Linked DNA regions of Homo sapiens: region 1 is linked to region 2. Evidence: read pairs that join two places in POLR2A ChIA-PET (ENCODE). Cell type or tissue: Panc1. All regions are shown on one strand. Links, peaks and the distances in the headings refer to the core of each region. The heading gives the core; the rest is flanking DNA. Region 1 has its middle 40 kb from the start of MIR1915. Region 2 has its middle 12 kb from the start of MIR1915HG.

Region 1 (4,384 bases), core at 194-4,193, 52 kb after region 2:
AGATGGAGTCTCACTCTATTGCCCAGGCTGGAGTAAAGTGGTGTGATCTCAGCTCACCACAACTTCTACTTCCCAGATTCAAGCGATTCTCCTGCCTCAGCCTCCCAAGTAGCTGAGATTACAGGCATGCGCCACCAGGCCTGGTTATTTTTGTATTTTTAGTAAAGACGGGGTCTTACCATGTTGGCCAGGCTGGTCTAGAACTCCTGACCTCAGGTGATCCACCCGCCTCGTCCTCCCAAAATGCTGGGATTACAGGCGTGAGCCACCATGCCCAGCCAAGAAATCTTCTTGCTTTCTTTCTGAAATGTCGTGCTGTTCAGGTTTATGCAGGGCAGATTTCTTCCCATTTCATAGCTGGAAGATGTTAGAGTAAATCAGTCCAGCTGTTTTTCTATAAAATGATTTTTAAAAAAAATCCCAGTGACCTTTTTCTGCCCTCAAATAACTTTAAGAATAGTTGGACATAAAACCTTCAAACTCTACATATTCATAGCCCTCAGAGGAATATAATCATTGTTAGTTTGAGAAAAAGCTTAGTATTTTTTTGAGTTGGAAAGCTCTAATATTACATGTTTGCACATGTTTGGTATGTAACTCTTCATCTGCTGATGAAAACTGATATGAGACTTTTATAGCGTATGTGTAGATGCTGGTTTTTTACTTTATTTACCATGTCACAGGACTTACGAAGGCATACAGAATTTATGCAGTAACCTTTATATTGAAGCTAAAACTTTACATCTGTTCGCCAATATAAAAACAGAGAGATCCTGCTATGACATTGCAGAAGTCACGCAGAAAATCTTATAATGGTGATTCCAAAGAAATGAACTCTGCTGTGTTTAGATCTCATCAAAGGACACTGAGTGTTCTGGCACTCTATGGGAAAGGGTATTTTGGGAGGTTCCATAAAAGATTTTTACACACATTCTGCATAGATGCCTCAGCAAAGATTGTTGATTGCTAGTGTAGTCAGGACACTTGGGGTATAAAAATAACTTTTATCAGAGTTTCACGGAGAACTCTGAAGGTAGTTAATTCCTCAATGCTTCATAGATACCCTTCCCTGAATATTTGGGTACCAGCCAAAACACAAGACCTTTGTATCTTTTCCTTTTTTTTTTTTTTTTTGAGACGGAGTCTCGCTCTGTTGCCCAGGCTGGAGTGCCATGGCGTGATCTCGGCTCACCGCAAGCTCTGTGTCCCAGGTTCAAGCAATTCTCCTGCCTCAGCCTCCCGAGTAGGCACCCGCCACCATGCCTGGCTAATTTTTGTATTTTTAGTAGAGAGGGGATTTCATCATCTTTGCCAGGCTGGTCTCGAACTCTGGACCTCATGATCTGCCCACCTCAGCCTCCCAAAGTGCTGGGATTACAGGTGTGAGCCACCGCACCCTGCCGTTTTTTTTTTTGTTTTTTTGTTTTTTTTTTTAAAGAAACAGTCTTGCTCTTCCACTCAAGCTGGAGTGCAGTGGCATAGCTCACTGCAGTCTCAACCTTCTTGGCTCAAGCAATCTTCTGATGGTTTAAGTTCCATATTGCTCTCCATTCATCTTCCATCCTAGGGTGGAAAGAGATTTCTGCTGTGATTAGCCCCAGGGTACTGTACTATCCCTTGTTGATTTTCTCAAGCAGTGTCTACACCTGTTTTTGTTTGTTTGTTTGTTTTTGACAGAGTCTCGTTCTGTCGCCCAGGCTGGAGTGCAGTGGTGCAATCTCGGCTCACTGCAGCCTCCACTTCTTACGTTGACGCTATTCTCCTGCCTTAGTCTCCCAAGTAGCTGGGATTACAGGCGTGCGCCACCATGCCAGGCTAATTTTTGTATTTTTAGTAGAGACAGGTTTTCACCATGTTGCCCAGGCTGGTCTTGAACTCCTGGCCTCAAGTGATCCTCCTGCGTTGGCCTCCCAAAGTGCTGGGATTACAGGCATGAGCCACTGCTCCTGGCCTGTTATGGGTTGAATTATGTTCCCCTCTCCTAATTAATATGTTGAAATCCTAACCCCCAATACCTCAAAATGTGACCTTATTTGGAGAAAAGGCCTTTACAGAGGTAATGAGGTTAAAATTAGGCCATAAAGGTGGGCTCTGGCCAGATGTGGTGGTGTGCACCTGTAGTCCCAGCTACTTAGGAGGCTGAAGTGGGAGGATCACTTGAGCCCAGGAGTCTGAAGCTGCAGTAAGCTACAATTTCACCACTGAGCTCCAGCATGGGCCACAGAGTGAAACCCCGCCTCAAACAATAAAAGAAAGTGGACTCTAATCCAATGAGAGTGTTATTTGTATAAAAAGCATAAATTTGGATTCAGAAATAGACACACGTAAAAGAAGACAGTGTGAAGACACCAGGAGGAGATGGCCATCTATGAGTCAAGGACAGAGGCGTGGACCTGGTCTTTCCCTTACACCCCCAGAAGAGATGAACCATGCTGACACTTTGATTTTGGCTTGCTAGCCTCCAGAACTCTGAGAAAAGAAATTTCTATTGTTTAAGCCATCCACTCTGTAGTATTTTGTTATGACAATCCTAGTAAACTAATATAACACCTTTATAAATTATCTCTTCATTTAACAATATTTAATTATCCAGTTTGAGCATGGCATCTGTTTCCTGTTGGTACTGGACTAATGTAGATTTATAATCTATCAATCTATCTATACCTTATTTGCTTCAGATTTGTTTTCTGTTAAGAAATTGGGCCAGGTGCAGTGGCTAATGCCTATAATCCCAACACTTTGGAAGGCTGCGGTGGGAGGATTGCTTGAGCCTAAAAGTTCAAGACCAGCCTGGGCAAAATAGTGAGAACTCATCTCTACAAAAATAAAAAAAATAAGCTGGGTAGGGTGGTGCATGCCTGTGGTCCCAGCTGCATGACAGGCTGAGGCGAGAGGATCCCGCGTGCCCAGGAGTTCAAGGCTGAGCTGTGATGGTGAAGTGCACTCCAGCCTGGGCAACAGAGTAAGACCCTATTTGAAGAAAAGAAAAAAAAAGAAAAAAGAAATTGAACACTGCCAATTCGCAAATTTCTTTCACATCAATAAATATGCTTGCACAACATTCTGAACATATTTAGGAAGTCTGATTTGGATTCCTCCTCTAACACCAGCCGATACCTGGAACACTTCCACCCATATAGAGACAGGACTCCTCTGGAGCTGTCTGTCCTTCCGGGAGGCTGTGATTCATTGGTCGCTTTGCCCAAAGTCATCCATGGAAGAACTTGGTAACGGTGCCATTCCTGTGCATATGAATGTTTTAATCATCTCCCGAATTAAACCAGTAACTGATTGTTGCCTTTCTGACAACCAACACACCTGTTCTGTGGAAATCTCTTTTATTATAAAGGAGCAATATGTTTGTCTGAGTGTTATACCTCAGGCATTTTATTTTCAAATTGCTATTTCTTTTTTTTTCTTTTCTTTGTTTCTTTCATTCTCAAAGAAGGTGAAAAATTGCTGTTTCTCTCTTTTTGTTCCCAGTAATTTATTAAATCCAATTATTTTAAGGAATATCCCTAAAGAAGAGGAAACTTCTAATGTTCCTGGTTTTTAAAAAGGGAACAAAAATGCAAAAAGCTTTTCACTGGAAATACCCTATTGAAAAAAACCCAAACACACCCTTCTCTGCCAAATTAAATTTTAACAATGTCAAAAGTGGTAAAATCAGCTGGGCATAGTGGCCCATGCCTGTAATCCCAGCACTTTAGGAGGCTGAGGCAGGTGGATTGCTTGAGCCCAGGAGTTTGAGACCAGCCTGGGCAACAGTGAATCCCTGTCTCTACAAAAAACACAAACATCCGCCGGGCATGGTGGTGTGTACCTGTAATCCCAGCCACTGGGGAGGCTGAGGTGGGAGGATCGCTTGAGCTCAGGAGGTCCAGACCACAGTGAGCTGTGATTGTGCCACTGCACTCCAGCCTGGGTAAGAGAGCAAGAACCTGTCTCAAAAAACAGAAAAGAGTGAAATTGAGTCTCTTGCTTACTTGCCTATCTTGTACAATTAGCAAAGCTGGTCTTTCAAACAGAATTGGCCTGTGAAGAATGAACAATTTAGGGAAAAAAGGAATTTAACAGTCTTGGGGAAAATAAAACTACAATGGGAAATCCAATCCATTTTATATTTGAGCCACTGAATGTGATTTGACTATATGGAAGGGTGGCCTGGCAAACCCCCTCAACCACCGTCCAACTTAAAACAGCACTGAAAGCAATGCTTGTCACTTACGCTACTATTTCACTGTGGCTTTCAAGATAATATGCTGTCCATTTTTTTAATAACATTTAACATGTTCATCTCCCTTTGATTGAGCACTTATAGCCAAATTATTAGTGCTTATGGCTTACTGTAGACAGTATTTATGCTGCTTTCCAGAAGCCACTT
Region 2 (4,384 bases), core at 190-4,189:
GCTTCACCTTAAAAATAACTTCCTGCTGGGAAGGTTGTAAAAAGGAGTTCCCAGAGCCAAACTAGGAAAGGGGGAAAAAAATGCTTCCCATCAACTAACCTCAGGAAATTGGCAAGGAGGAACAGGGCATCCACCTTAGCGAGTCCACCCGGTCACCCCAATCATACCAGGATTCTCCCCTTCCCTGTAAGGAAAAACTATTTTTGATGCTAGCTTTGGTTTTGGTTTGCTCCCTAGGCCAAAGGGCATTTTGCAAACTAGCCTGGGGGATGGGGACATAGGGCAGATCTAGGAGGTGGGGGAGGGCTGCATTTTACCTGTTTGGCATGCCCTCCTTTGCAAAAAAAAAAAAAAAAAAAAAAAAAAAAAAACAGAGTACGTGGGGAGGGCTTAGGGGGGCCCAGCTATCATTCTTCGCCCATGCCCTGGGCCCCCGCTCCTCTCTCGCTTCTTTTCAAACTGTGGCGGCCTCACAAGCTCCTACTTTAAAAGGCCTGAGATGTTTTGCATGAAGCCCTCACAATAGGGGTTGAGGGAATTGACAGTTTCAAAAACAAGGCGTTCAGTCCTTTCCAGCTGCCGAGCCCGCTCTCTCGCACCAACTCCTCGTTCCTCTCTGCTGGTGGCGTCCTCCGGGGCGCGCGGCCGCCCCCACCCCGCCAGCCCGCGCTCCGGCCGGCCCACCCCACCCCCAGGCTGTGTTTGTAAACAGCGGTCAGTGGCCGGGGGCTGCTGGCGCGGGCTAGGGGCTTGGCGGGCTGGGAAGGAAGGCAGGGGCCGGCTGATCGCGCGATGGGCTGCGGGCTAAGGGCCGGCTTGGGGGCCGCAGGGGTTTCAGGGTCCCTTTCCCCCTCGCTTGCCCCAGGCCGCCGAGCTCTAGGGCGCACCGCGCTAAACCTAGGGCAGCTCCGGGCTCTCTGGGCCGGGCCACCACCACAAGAAAGATGTTTAAGTGCCGCCATTTTGCATGGTGGCAAACAAATTTCTTTGTGACTTTTGTTTTCCCGCCCAGATCTTGCTGTCCTCTGAATGGGTGACGATGTCGACCCCCGGGGCGAGCGGCAGGGCCAGCGCCGCGGCACCTCCCGAGCAGCCTCTCGGCCAGTCGGCCTTGGGGCCAGGCCAGGGGCGAGCGGGGGGCGCAGGGCGCGCGGGGGCCGGCCCTCGGGGCCTGGAACGCCTCCCCTCAACTTGGCGCTCCTTTTGTGTGTCCCGAAGTCATCGCCCACCCTGGCACACGCACACGCAGCCTCGCCGTTTCTCACCTTCTCGCCCAGGCCTCATCTCCGCTCCCCAGGCAAATGGGGCCCAGCTCTTCGCATTGGGCGGAGGGCTGGCCAAGGCCTCCAAAAGGCGCGTGTGGATCGCCAGTGGCAAAGGGTTGGGGCTTTCCCCTGGGCCAGTGTGGCCGCGAACGCCTTCTGGGAAGTGGTTCAAGACCAGAGGCCCTGGGTGTTGGGGAGGGCGCGGGGGGCGCAGGCAGGGCCGGGCGCAACTCCCACAGTGGGAGGAATGGGATGAGGCCCGGCTGGCTGGGTTTGGCGCGTGGTCCCCATCCCTGGGAACCTCTCCGTGCATCTGCAAGGGGAATGATGGCCTGGAAACGGGAAACGTGAGAGAGTGACCTGGAAAGCCACCCTCGGTTGGGGAGGTTGGAGTGCAGCAATGCAAACAAAGCTGCTACCGGGGAAGAGGGGAAACAGAGGTGCACCGCAGCTAGGTCACAGGAAAGTGCAACAAGCTTGTTTTCCCGGGTGTTTAAAATGCAGCCCCAGTTGTAAAGTGTGTGAAATTACGCACTGGTCTCTTAAAGAGTGCCTAATTTATAGTAAATAGCAAGGTCTTTGTAAATGGCTTTATTATGTTGTTTCTTGTTAATTGTTGAGAAAATCCCCATTGTTGAGTGTGAAAGGCTTTATGAGCTAACCTGGTCCTCGGCGCAATCACAGGGCAGTAAATGGCCGCTCGGCCTCCAAGGCCCCGCGCGGGAGCCGTTGCCGGCCGAGAGTGCCGCGGGGACCTCTGGAGATGCTGCCTCGGCCTGAGAAGAAAGTGGCCAGGCTTTCCAGGTTTTAATTAATGGGAAGGCGTGTTTGGAACTCGCAGGCCTCCAAAAGCAGCTGGCTGAGTGCGGCAGGGGGAACCGGGCGGGCCTGGGGGACCCCGCCCGAGAGGGCTGCGGAGAGGCGGAGGGGTCCCGGGCTCCCCTCTTCGGTCACAGGCTGCTGGGGGTCGCGCCTAGGCCCGCGGGTCCCGGGCGCCGGCTTGAGCCGCTCTGCGGTGGGATTGGATCTTGGGCTTTGTCTCCAGTTCTCCAGACGCTTGGAACGCGGGATCTGGCCGGTTCGGCCAGGCCTGCGGAACCTGAAAAAGCCTACCGGGCCTGGAGACCGCAGGGTCTGCGGGGCAGAGCAGGCTCCGGGGACAGCTCCAGGCCCCAGCTCAGGCCTCTTGTCTTTTGTTTAAAGGGATCTCCATCTCTCTCTTCTTTCTCTAACCCCCTGTTTCTTTTCCCCCTCTCGCCCTCTCTTTTTCTCCCTCTCTCTCCCTCTTACACACACACACACACACACACACACACACACACACACACACACACACAGTCTCCATTAGAAACTAAAATGGAATCGGAAGACGGGAGAAATAAGAGGAAGGGGTTTTGGTTTTGTGTGTTGAACAAGGAAAAAGAATGTCTTCTTTAAGATAAAATATTCCTATCTCCTTTTCCCATCTCCTCCAGTTCCCTTTCCTCCCAGTTGGGACCTGAGAAGGGTATGGGCAAAACCAGGCAGGCGCTGGATTCCTCGGATTAACTTTGAGGAGAGAACCCGTTGGGGTCCTGCAGGCCGGGAGAGGACAAGCGGAGAGCGCCTCCCCAGCATCTGCCCTGCGGCCTTTCCCGGCACTTAGGACCCAGTGGGTCGGGGGAAAAGCAGCAGCCGCCTCTCCGCAGCCCCTGAGCTCTGGCAGTGCAGTTAGAAGGAAGACAATTCCTTACTGAGCCTACAAGCGTAGAAGAAAACCTGGGTTAGGTGGGCTGCATGTGAGGGTTTAGACATTAGCTAATGCAAATCACAAGGAAATGTTAATTCCAGTAGGAAAAGCCTATATTCAGCTATCTTCCTTCCCTTCTAAGATGGCCCTCTGCTTGCTTGCGCGCTAGCTCTCACCAAATTAGCTATTACGTGAAATCCCCCTGGGTTTAAGGCACTTGTTTCACGGATTCGCGTACAACCCATATTAACTATGCACTTTCTGCTATTCCTCTTGTGATTGTCCCTGCCTCTTCCTTCTTTGCAGAGAGTATGATGCATTTTATTTTAGTCCAATCGATGCATGCAAATACTGGGATAACACAACCCACACTTCTGCAATGGAGGCTGTTTTCAAAATTGAGTTTAGGGATCAATACTAAGTCGAAATGCTCCAAATTGCACGAATTCACCAAATTCAAGCCCTGGGCTTCCAAGCCCCTATCCTGACTGATTAACGCACTCTCAGATAGCTGTGCTTCCACCGTCCCTGCCTCTCATAACAGGATGTTTTCGTCTAGTGTATTTGGCTTTCCCTAAAGATCACTCGGGTTTGCTTGGAAAAACACGACCCCAAAACGTGTAGTGTGAAACTCTTGTCGATGGCTTCCGTACAGGTCTCCTCTCACATTCGCCTTGCGGACTGCCATCTCCCTTTATTTTCCTGGGACCGAACAGCAGCACCTAGCAGTGCCATGCTGGGTGCTCCGAAAACGTTTGCTCAGCTGAATAAATGCTTTATTGGTCAGGGAACAGCCCTATCCTGTGCCACTGCTTAGCTCCCACGATGTCTTCTTCGCCCAGAGCTGAGCGGCTTGGATTGCAGCACAGCGAGCTCTCTATTCTTTTCCGGCTGCGGCCATGGCTGCGGGGCGACTGGTGCCTAACCGGGTGTGTGTGGGGGGCGGGGGCGGGGCAGGAAAGGGCAGTGGTTGTCCCCTTGTTGCAAGAAATGTTTAAGGCCAGAGAGGTGTGTATGTGGGGGGTGGGAGGGATTCCAAAAGAGAATCAGAAGAGATTGCTGCCCACAGATGTGTATGTATATAGTCTAAAAAGAATATATGGGAAACAACCCAAGTACCTAGGATGCCAGAGTGTCCCTGATTCCTTAATTCCTGCTGTCTGGATCTTCCTTCAGGGTAGATAACTGAAACAAGAAAGAAAAAGGTGGAGAGATAGTAGCAGGCAGTCTAGAGGCCTTCCAGTAAGATGCAGTTATTCATCTAATCACTACCATCAACACGTTTGTGTTGGACCCTTTTTGCATGGAAAACGCTCAGCAGTCAGTTGACTTAGACCCTAAAATATCACCAGGCTAGCAGAGGGCAGCTCTGCAAAGGCCTTCTCCAGCC

The links. Peaks named below come from ENCODE experiments on the same cell type or tissue, not always from the same donor. Only the 100,000 strongest peaks of a DNase experiment are listed, where the experiment ranks them.
Region 1: POLR2A ChIA-PET joins it to region 2 with 5 read pairs; 6 of 35 experiments call an interaction of 5 or more read pairs at or near these places.

Annotation. Positions count from the first base shown.
Region 1 is chr10:21,454,801-21,459,184 of GRCh38, reverse strand. No RefSeq gene overlaps it. Among named protein-coding and RNA genes, the nearest start is that of MIR1915, 40 kb to the left of the region's middle. In Panc1, for the core only: no CTCF peak of the experiment used is centred there; no DNase peak of the experiment used is centred there; H3K27ac peaks cover 227 bases.
Region 2 is chr10:21,506,741-21,511,124 of GRCh38, reverse strand. No RefSeq gene overlaps it. Among named protein-coding and RNA genes, the nearest start is that of MIR1915HG, 12 kb to the right of the region's middle. In Panc1, for the core only: no CTCF peak of the experiment used is centred there; no DNase peak of the experiment used is centred there; H3K4me3 peaks cover 572 bases; H3K27ac peaks cover 2,849 bases.